2 separate regions of the Homo sapiens genome follow, and region 2 is linked to region 1. The links are chromatin loops, found by intact Hi-C in ENCODE. Cell type or tissue: PC-9. All regions are shown on one strand. Links, peaks and the distances in the headings refer to the core of each region. The heading gives the core; the rest is flanking DNA. Region 1 overlaps PATJ (PATJ crumbs cell polarity complex component). Region 2 overlaps TM2D1 (TM2 domain containing 1).

Region 1 (5,386 bases), core at 287-5,286:
CAGAAGTGTTTTTTTGATGCTCTATTCAGCACTTCTTTTGGTATTCCCATTGAATCCAGTGAACATTTGGATGGAATACTTAGACCTTTTATCAATGTCAATGGCATCCGTTATTGGTTTTCAATATGTTTTTTTGCTTAATGATCTTGAATTAGAAGATAAAGATGTCATTCAGCCACCATATCCAGGTTGATGTAAGAAAATTTTGATTGTATAATACTTGTATTTCTTTGATGGTTCATTACAAGTGTGTATCACTAGTAAAAATGATCACTGAAAATGTCTCATTTTGGTCATAGCAAAGGGTTTTGCTAGCCTTTTGAGTTTTTAATTACGTTACATTTTAGATTAATTTCATCAAATCACTGGAATTAAGAAAACATTATCCATAGAGAATGCCACTTTGAGTGGTTTCTTTTTTCTTTTCTTTTTCTTTTTCTTTTTTTTTTTTTTTGAGACAGAGTCTGGCTTTATTGCCTAGGCTGGAGTGCAGTGGCATGAGCTCAGCTCACTGCAACCTCCACCTCCCAGGTTCAAGCAATTCTCCTGCCTCAGCCTCCCGAGTAGCTGGAATTATGGGTGAGTGCCACCACGCCTAATTTTTGTATTTTTATTAGAGACGGGGTTTCTCTGTGTTGGCCAGGCTGGTCTCGAATTCCTGACCTCAGGTGATCCACCCACCTCGATCTCTCCAAGTGTGGGATTACAGGTGTGAGCCGTGGCGCCCAGCCTGGGTGGTTTCTTTCAAGCTGTAGATGACTAGTAAGAGTCTGAGATCATTTGTACAGCTTGGGAATTTTTCTTTTATTTTTTGTTGAGATGGGGTCTCCCTTTGTCACCCAGGCTGGAGTGCAGTGGCATGATCATGGCTCACTGTAACCTCAACCTCCTGGGCTCAAGCGATCCTCTCACCTCAGTCTCCAGTGTAGCTGGGATTACAGGTACAAGCCACCACACCAGCTAATTTTTTTGTTTTTGTAGAGATGAGGTTTCACTTTGTTGCACAGGCTGGTCTCAAACTCCTGGATTCAAGTGATCCTTCTGCCTTGGCCTCCTAAAGTACTGGGATCACAGTGAGCCACTGCTCCTGGCCTGGTTCAATAAATTTTGATAAGTATATACATCTGTGTAAACCATACCCCCTTCAAGACACAATGTGTCCATCACTCCAAAAAAGCTTCCTTGAACCCCTTCCCAGTGTAGGGGAGGGAAAATAGCCTCTACCCTTCTAAGTTTTCGGTTGGGGCCCCTGTAATAAAGGGTAGATTAACAAGAGAAAAACATGTAAACTTGTTTAATATAAGTTTTATGTGACATGGGAGCCTTCATAAGGAAAGGAAGACCCGAAGAAACAGTAAAACCTGAGTGTTTTTAAATTAGGTTTGATGAAGAAGGAAGAGTTGTGGAATGTGATAGGACAGAAAGGGATATGAGCCAAGAGTAGTAAACAGGGAAAAACTTAACAAGGCCTGTTTGTTCATATTCCTCTGGGTGTTCCTCTATTTTTTTTTTTTTTAATTTTTGAGACAGGGTCTCACTCTGTTCCCCAGGCTGGAGTGCAGTGGCATGATCATAGCTCACTGCAGCCTCAACCTCTTGGGCTCAAGTGATCCTCCTGCCTCAGCCTCCTGAGCAGCTGGGACTATGGGTATGTGCCACCATGGGTGGCTGATTTTTGAATTTTTTTTGTAGAGATGGAATCTCACTGTGTTGCCCAGGCTGGCCTCAAACTCTGGGGCAGAAGTGATCCTCCTGCCTCGGCCTCCCAAAGTGCTGGGATTATAGGCATGAGTCAATGCGCCCGGCCACTCTGTCTTTTGAGATTAAGATGCTGCTATCTTCTGGGTATAGAGAGGACACCTCTCACATGAGGATCCTATGATCTGCTTCAGGGGAAGTCTTTTTTGCACCTGCTGTTTCTCAGATTCCTTCAACTTAAAATATTCAACAATGCCAAGGTGTCATATTTTGGGAGTAGCATGTTCTGAAGCCTGTCATAGTCAGTTCCCTATGACCCTGCCCCAGGTAAATTAATCTATAATTGTAGATTAGTTTTGTCAGTACTTGAACTTCATATGAATGTAATCATACAGTATGGTTTGTGCCTTTTTTGGGTCAGGTTTCTTTTTTTCCACATATCATTTTTGAGATTTATCCTTGTTGTGTGTATCAGTAATTTTTCCTTTTTATTTCTGAATATTATATACCATTTGTTTATTCATCTGTTACTAGACACTTGGGTTTTTCTAGTTTTGGGGTTTTTGTAAATAAAAATGCTGTAAACTTTCATGTGCAGGCGTTTTTGTGAGCATATATTTTCATGAATACTGAGTAAGTATTTGTGAGTGGAAGTGCTGGGTCATATAGTAAGTGTATTTTTAACTTTATAAGAAACTACCAATTTTCCGAAGTGGTTGTGATATTTTACGTTTCTCTTAGCAATGTACAATAATAGTTCCAGGCACTTCACAGCCTCGTTGAAACTTAGTGTTGTCTGTTTTTAAATTTTAGTTACCTTAGTGGGTGTGTAGTGGCACCTCATTGTGGTTATAATTTTGAATTTCACTGAGTGGAGCCTTGATAAAGAATGTTCTTGAGGTTTTCCTTAATTTTTCTACAGGATTGTAGCCATATACAATTGAAATTCATCTTTTATATTGTTAAATTTTTTCTTTAGGTGTCTTTAAGAGTGATTGAAGAGAATAATTCAAAATGCCTGAAAATCCTGCTACAGGTATACTGGATATATTGTTCTATAATTAAATTAATTATTTAAAAATGGAATCTCAAATGGGACTTAACTATTACTCTACTTATTCATCTTGACCCAAGATAAACTGCAGGTGCTGCAGGTACTTGATCGCCTGAAAATGAAATTGCAGGAGAAGGGTGACACGTCGCAGAATGAGAAGTTATCTATGTTTTATGAGACACTAAAGAGTCCTCTCTTCAACCAGATACTCACACTTCAGCAGTCCATCAAGCAACTGAAGGGTCAAGTAAGTTACCCATCAGAGTTTTACATTAATATATTATATTAATATATTCAAACCATCAAAGAAAGATAGAGGAGATAGACAAAGACAAATTATCTTTAAGGACTCAGTTCAGCAAAGAGACTGTATTGGGACCTGTAACCTATAACCTGTGGGTAGCATTGGCATAGATAATTTAGAAATATCAATAATCAATTTTTTCTTTGGTAACTGGATGTGGTGGCATGTACCGGTAGTCCCAGCAACTCAGGAGTCTGAGGTGGGAGGACTGCTTGAGCCCAGGAGTTCCAGGTTGCAGTGAGCTATGATCATGCCACTGCACTCCAGCCTGGATGGCAGAGTTGAGACCCTGTCTCAAAAAAAAAAAAAAAAATTGTGTTTGGTTTTAGAATATGGTTTTTGTACTTATTTAAGTATGTAAAGGTCAGATGCTTTGAGAATTCTCAACATCTTCAAAACTATAAAATAGTGCTTAACTTAAATATATTTTCTTTTTATTTTGAGACAAGGTTTCTCTCTGTCACTGAGGCGGGAGTGCAGTGCTGTGATCCTAGCTCACTGCAGCCTTGACCTCCCAGGCTCAAGCAATGTTCCCACCTCAGCTTCCAGAGTAGCTGGGATAGGTGTGTGCCACCACAGTTGGGCTAATTTTTAAAAATTTTATAGAGGCAGGGTCTCCCTATGTTGCCCAGGCTGGTCTCAAACTATTGGCCTCAAGCAGTCCTCCTACCTCAGCCTTCCAAAGTGCTGGGATTATAGGCATGAGCCACCTTGCCCAGGCGTATTTTCCTTATGAAGTCTTTTTTTGTGTGTGTGTGTGGTCTTTTTTTTTGTGTGTGTGTGTTATTATTATTATTTTTTTTAGTAGAGACGGGGTTTCACTGTGTTAGCCAGGATGGTCTGTATCTCCTGACCTTGTGATCCACCTGCCTCAGCCTCCCAAAGTGCTGGGATTATAGGCGTGAGCCACCTCGCCCGGCCGAAGTCTTTTATCTAACAAGAAGTGATCATGCCCTTATAGCACAATAGTCACACTTCTCTTAATTATCAAATATTTGTTGTCTTTCATGCGTATTCTGATTAGAAGTTCCTTGGAAGCAGAATACCTGGTATTTAAATATATAGTTATGTTTCTTCTACTCATTTACCACACTATCTGGATTCTTCAGGCTCTAATACATCATTATTGAATAAGGGACACATATCACCTCTTCTTAGAGGGGTGCAAATTAGCAGTTGTGGGATTTTTTTTTTTTTTTGGTGCTGAGATTGAACCAGAAATTAATTGTTTTAACTGTCCTCTTGGATTCTTTGTTTTGGGGTCAGGGATGGCAAATTACTTTTAAATCACCTATTCTGGAAGCTGAACTTGAATAGTAGCTATACCATAGATGAAATTTGGGCAGAATTTAAAACATAATTGGAGCTAATTTAGCACAGTTAAGTGAAAATTTACAAAATTTGGGAAAAAATGGTTTTTGCTGATAAACTAAAATGCTTGCCCATTAAGTATTTTGTGAGTGATTTGTTTATAGCCAATTAAGGATTAAATTCTACATGTGTCTTTCTGTGAATTGCTTTCTTTAGACCAGAATTTATACCCTAATTTTAGCACTGCCTATATTGATGTTTAGCTTTCTGTATTTCTCTTGGTCACAGAATATCACAATAGTGAATGCTGTTGGTAGCAACTGAAATTGGCAAAGATCAGCAGAAATCTATCACACTTGTTGGACTAAGAGTGGCTGTAACTACCCTATCCTAATAACAATTCTTTATATTTGTATAGTTTGGAGTTGTTATGTACACAGTCATATTTTATGCATTGGACTGTATAATCCCTGTAGCCAGGGGTTTTTTATTTTTTCTTTGAGGTTTTATTGACATTCATTTTTTTTTTTTTTTTTTTTTTTTTTTTTTTTTGAGGCAGAGTATTTGCCTGGGCTAGAGTACAGTGGTGTGATTATGGATCATTGTAGCCTCAACCTCCTGGGCTCAAGCAATCCTCCCACTTCATCCTCCCAAGTAGCTGGGCCTACAGGCATGTGACACCATGCCCAGCTAATTTTTGTATTTTTTGTTGAGACAAGAGTCTCACTATGTTGCCCAGGCTGGTCTTGAACTCCTGGCCCTGAAGCAGTCCTCCCACCTTGATCTCCCAAAGTGCTGGGATTACAGGTGTGAGCCATCACACCCGGCCTAACATTTATTCTGTTTTTTTTTTTGGAGACAGAGTCTTGCTCTGTCATCCAGGCTGAGTGCAGTGGTGCAATCTCGGCTCACTGTAGCCTCCACCTGCGGGATTCAAGCAATTCTCTTGCCTCAGCCTCCCAAGTACCTTGGAATTACAAGTGTGTACCACCATGCCCGGCTAATTTTTGTATTTTTGA
Region 2 (5,386 bases), core at 192-5,191, 51 kb before region 1:
GGTTTTCTGACACAAGCAAAAAGATAAAAGATACATTTTCAGGATAGTCCCCATAAATTATCTCCTCTCTTCATGCAATGAAGATATAATATAGGCAAGTAATCTGAAAATTTAAGTTTCAGTAATGTACTTACACATTTCGGCAAGATATGGGCTTGAAAAAACCAACTTCGTTCCCAGTAAAATGTGTTTCATTGCCACTGGAATCCTTACAAGTTATGTTGGGTGCTGGAAAACAGGAAACTGAAGGCAGAAAAAGTCAAGAAACTGTTATTTTTTTTTTCTGGAGAAACAGTATGTAATTGTTCTAAGACTAGCAAATATGTTATAACAAACTACCTCCCAATATAACATGACACAAGCCTTTAATTTTAGGTGGGAAAAGTGACACTACGTATGTACTTACATGCAAGATAAACATAAAATTGTATAGTAGTCTCTTAACACAAAAATATAAGAGTTGCCACACTGGACTAGATGCATGGCCAATCTATAATTCAATCTCCTGCCTCTGATAAAGGTACCAAGGGAAGAATTGCACAACATTACTGCCCTTTACTTCATCTCCAGAATTAAGAATACCTCTCAAATTTTTGTTGGTAATATGTTGGGCAATTTATCTATTAAATTATTTTAACATAATCTGAGTTTGTATTTTTAGCATATACCAACGCTTATAGATAATTGTTGCCATAAATTATTTTCATTGATTCTAAATGTATTTGTTTCTTGATTCCCTCTGGGGTTTGATATAGATTATTTCAGAATTTAAGCAATCTTGATCCTTCCTCATAACCAGATGACATAAGAAGAAGAAGTAACACTTACAGACCCAGACAAGCACTGCCTTAACAGCTTTATAACCTCATAGTGTAAAGAACAAGACCTTTGGAATGAGAACAACTTATTTGGACATTGCTCCTTTCAGAACCTTCGATTCTTTGTAGGTAAAAATAGTACCAAAGGGCCAAGTGCAGTGGCTCATGCCTATAATCCCAGCACTTTGGGAGGCTGAGATGGGCAGATTCAAGACCAGCATGGGCAACATGGCGACACCCCATCTCTACAAAACAATACAAAAATTTGCCAGGCATGGTGGCTTGTGCCTGTGATCCCAGATACTTGGGAGGCTGAGGTGAGAGGATCACTTGGGCCTGAGAGGCAGACATAGCAGGGAGCCAAGATTGTGCCACTGCCCTCCAGCCTGGGTGACAGAGCAAGACCCTGTCCCAAAAAAAAAAAAAAAAAAAAATGTATATATATATATACATATATATATATACACACACACACACACATATACACACATACACACACACACACACACACACACACATATACGACTACCCACCTCATAGCACCATTGTAAGAATATATAAAAGTACCTGGCAGAAGGCACAGTATATTGCAGGTATTCAATAAATCAACATTTTAGACTGAAAAGTACTAATACTTTTAGATTAGTTTCAGAAAAAGCTTACCTCTATGTTTAGCATCAAGAATTACATATTTTTTTAAAATAAAACTGTGTATAATAAAGTAAAAACAGAGAACCTAGAGTTTGATTAGGAAAGAAAGATAGTATTTTCTATCATTTATAATTATCCTAAGATTTCCAACAAATCATTGTCCTCTTTTAGGCAAGAATAGTACACTGAGAAAACGATGGTTAAAAAAACAAACAAACCCTATAATGACTTCTACACCTATTTGTCAGGTTACTGATAGTTCTAACTACATTACCCCATAAATTGTATTTATTTAATGCATGGAAATTTCTAAAACAAGGTGGTGTTTATAATAAAACGCACAGATTCAATAAAACTGAGAACCATTTTAATAAAACAAAGGGCGGTCGGGCGCGGTGGCTCAATGGCTCAAGCCTGTGATCCCAGCACTTTGAGAGGCCGAGGCAGATGGATCACTTGAGGTTTGGAGTGCGACACCAGCCTGGGCAACATGGCGAAAACCCATCTCTACAAAAAATTAGCCAGGCATGGTGGCGGGCACCTGTAATCCCAGCTACATGAGAGGCTGGGGCAGGAAAATCACTTGAACCTGGGAGATGGAGGTTGCAGTGAGCCGAGATCGCACCATTGCATTCCAGCCTGGGTGAAAGAGTGAAACTCCACCTCAAAAAAAAAAAAAAGAAAAAAAAATATACAAAGAGATGTGGACAGAAGAGTGACTCACGCCTGTAATCCCAGCACTTTGGGATATAGAGGAGGGAGGACTGCTTGAGCCCAGTAGTCTGAGACCAGCCTGGGCAACATGGAGAGATCCCCATCTCTACAAAAAATAAAATAATTGGTCAGGCATGGTGGTGCTCACCTGTTGTCAGGAGGCTGAGGCAGGACTGGGAGGTCAAGGCTGCAGTGAGCTGTGATCATGCCACTGCACTCCAGCCTGGGCAACAGAGTGAGACCGTCTCAAAAAAAAAAAAAATACAAAGAGATGTGGCAGAACTTAACAGGCAATTGGTATGTAGCTATTTGGCTACCTGCCTTGGCACAGGGATAAAATTTATTGACTTTTGCCAATGAATTAATGTGACATCCTTTAGATTATATCTCTTGAAAATCTTCCATCTTGGATCATGCTTTTGATTAGTTATATAGTAGACAACTCAAAGTTGAGGTCAGCAAAAGTCTGAAATGTTGATATAAATTCTATGTCACTGAAAGGAGATCAACATGGTTTTAGATCACTAATTCTTTTTTTTTTTTAAGAGATGAGGTTTTGATGTTGGCCAGGCTGGAACTCCTGGCCTCAGGAGATCCTCCTGCCTCAGCCACTCAAAGTACTGGGATTACAGGTGTGAGCCACCATGATGTAACTAGCCCTAACTCAGTAAAATCAGTAATTCTTAACTGGGGCATTTTTACTCCCCAGAGGACATTTGGCAAGGTCTGGAAACATTTTCAGTTGTCACTGGGGAGCTGCTAGGGGCATATAGTGAGTACAGACCAGGGATACTCATAAACATCCTACAGTGCACAAGATAGCCTCCCCACAACAATGAATTACCCAGTCCAAAAAATCAATAGCACTGAGGTTGAGAAACCCTGCTATAGATTAGTCATCTTCAAAAAAATTCTGCACATATACCTGCTATAAATTAAATTTTTATAAACTATATATGCCCTCACACATTTAAACAGACATCTAAAATTTTTCAACATGAATTTAAATGGTTGGAAAAAATGTCATTTCCAGTTTGTTCATTTATTTATTGAAACCGAGTCTCACTCTATTGCACAGGCTGGAGTGCCCTGGTGCGATCTCAGCTCACTGCAACCTCCGTCTCCTGGGTTCAAGCAATTCTCATGTCTCAGCCTCTCCAGTAGCTGGGATTATAGGCACCTGCTACCATGTCCAATTAATTTTTGTATTTTTAGTAGAGATGGGGTTTCACCATGTTGGCTAGGCTAGTCTCGAACTCCTGGCCTCAAGTAATTCACCCGCCTCAGTCTCCCAAAGTGCTGGGATTACAGGTGTGAGCCACCGTACCCAGCCTCCAGTATATTTAATACTATCATGAAAATTAACATGTTATAGCACTCTTCAAAGTGGACTCTAAACACCACAGCAATTTCACAGCCATCATGATCCACTGGAGAACAGATATGAAAGAACTACTCTCTAAAATTCCACAATTTTACATCAATTTTAGGAAAGAGTGCACACTTAAAAGCTGAGAATTGGCTGGGCACAGTGACTCATGCCTGTAATCCCAGCACTCTGGGAGGCCAAGGCAGGAGGATCACTTGAGGTCAGGTCACCTGACCAACATGGTGAAACCCTGTCTCTACTAAAAAGACAAAAATCAGTGGGGTGTGGTGGCACACACCTGAAATCCCAGCTACTTGGGAGGCTGAGGCAGGAGGATCGCTTGAACCCAGGAGGCAGAGGTTGTAGTGAGTTGAGATTGCGCCACTGCACTTCAGCCAGGGAGATAGAATGAGACTCCACCTCAAAAAAAAAAAAAAGCTGAGAATCTAGGCCGGGTGCAGCGGCTCATGCCTGTAATCCCAGCACTTTGGGAGGCCGAGGCAGGTGAATTGCTTGCAGCCAGGAGTTCAAGACCAGTCTGGCCAACATGGTGAAACCCATCTCTATCAAAAATACAAAAAATTAGCCAGGCGTGGTGACATGTGCCTGTGGTCCCAGCTACTCAGGAGGCTGAGGCAGGAGAATTGCTTGAGCCTGGGAGACATAGGTTGCAGTAAGCCACAATCATGCCACTTACACTCCAGCCTGGGTAAGAGGACAAGACCCCCCGCAACTCAAAAACAAAAAAAAAAAAAAAAAAAAAGGAGGGGTCTGCAAAAGTATCTATAAACACAGGTTTTTTTTCTCAAAAAGCAGCTTTAAATCTTTTCATATCCTCAAGCCAGTAAGTAGATTAAGTGTGCCAGAAAGCACAGTATTACTAGATTGTAGATCATTTTTCTCTACAAGTATCTACCTTGCACTTGCTTAGTCTGAAGCTGTCACTTTCTTGTCATACAGCCTTGTGAGATCTTCCTGCAGATTATCTAAAATCAGGTCTTAAAGAGACAGTTGCAATACAAGACACTTATTATGATACCAGCTGGGGATATTTTCCAATATACCTTGCCTAACAGAAATGCACTGTTTTTTTGAGATGACAGGTTTCTGTACAAAACTTTTAAAAACCAAATATTTCTTTTTTTTTTTTTTTTTTTTTTGAGACGGAGTCTCGCTCTGTCGCCCAGGCCGGACTGCGGACTGCAGTGGCGCAATCTCGGCTCACTGCAAGCTCCGCTTCCCGGGTTCACGCCATTCTCCTGCCTCAGCCTCCCGAGTAGCTGGGACTACAGGCGCCCGCCACCGCGCCCGGCTAATTTTTTGTATTTTTAGTAGAGACGGGGTTTCACCTTGTTAGCCAGGATGGTCTCGATCTCCTGACCTCATGATCCACCCGCCTCGGCCTCCCAAAGTGCTGGGATTACAGGCCTGAGCCACCGCGCCCGGCCAAAAACCAAATATTTCTAGGTGAGTTGAAAATGCCTGGTAAAAAATATTAAAAACTAAAGAGCCCTGGATGGGCGCAGTGGCTCACACCTGTAATCCCAGCACTTTGGGAGGCCGAGGTGGGTGGATCACCAGGTCAGGAGTTCAAGACCAGCCTGGCCAACATGGTAAAACACCGTCTCTACTAAAAATAGAAAAATCAGCCGGGCATGCTGGCCTGTGCCAGTAATCCCAGCTAGTCAGGAGGCTGAGGCAGGAAAATTGCTTGGACCCGGGAAGCGGAGGTTTCAGTGAGCTGAGGTCGCGCCACTGCACTCCAGCCTGGGTGACACAGCAAGACTCTGTCCAAAAAAAACTAAAGAGCCCTTTCTTTCGCTTTATTTTTGTG

The links. Peaks named below come from ENCODE experiments on the same cell type or tissue, not always from the same donor. Only the 100,000 strongest peaks of a DNase experiment are listed, where the experiment ranks them.
Region 2: it touches region 1 in a loop (6-fold over the local background); 4 of 110 quality-filtered maps call a loop at or near these places.

The regions. Positions count from the first base shown.
Region 1 is chr1:61,760,181-61,765,566 of GRCh38, forward strand. It overlaps PATJ (PATJ crumbs cell polarity complex component), which reads left to right. Exons shown (of 44, transcript NM_001350145.3): 2 at 2,678-2,734; 3 at 2,833-2,999. The coding sequence starts at 2,713. Among named protein-coding and RNA genes, the nearest start is that of PATJ-DT, 20 kb to the left of the region's middle. In PC-9, for the core only: no CTCF peak of the experiment used is centred there; no DNase peak of the experiment used is centred there.
Region 2 is chr1:61,709,195-61,714,580 of GRCh38, forward strand. TM2D1 (TM2 domain containing 1) reads right to left here. Exons shown (of 7, transcript NM_032027.3): 3 at 135-243. Among named protein-coding and RNA genes, the nearest start is that of TM2D1, 13 kb to the right of the region's middle. RefSeq lists a silencer at 2,140-2,340. In PC-9, for the core only: no CTCF peak of the experiment used is centred there; a DNase peak (open chromatin) is centred at 2,187.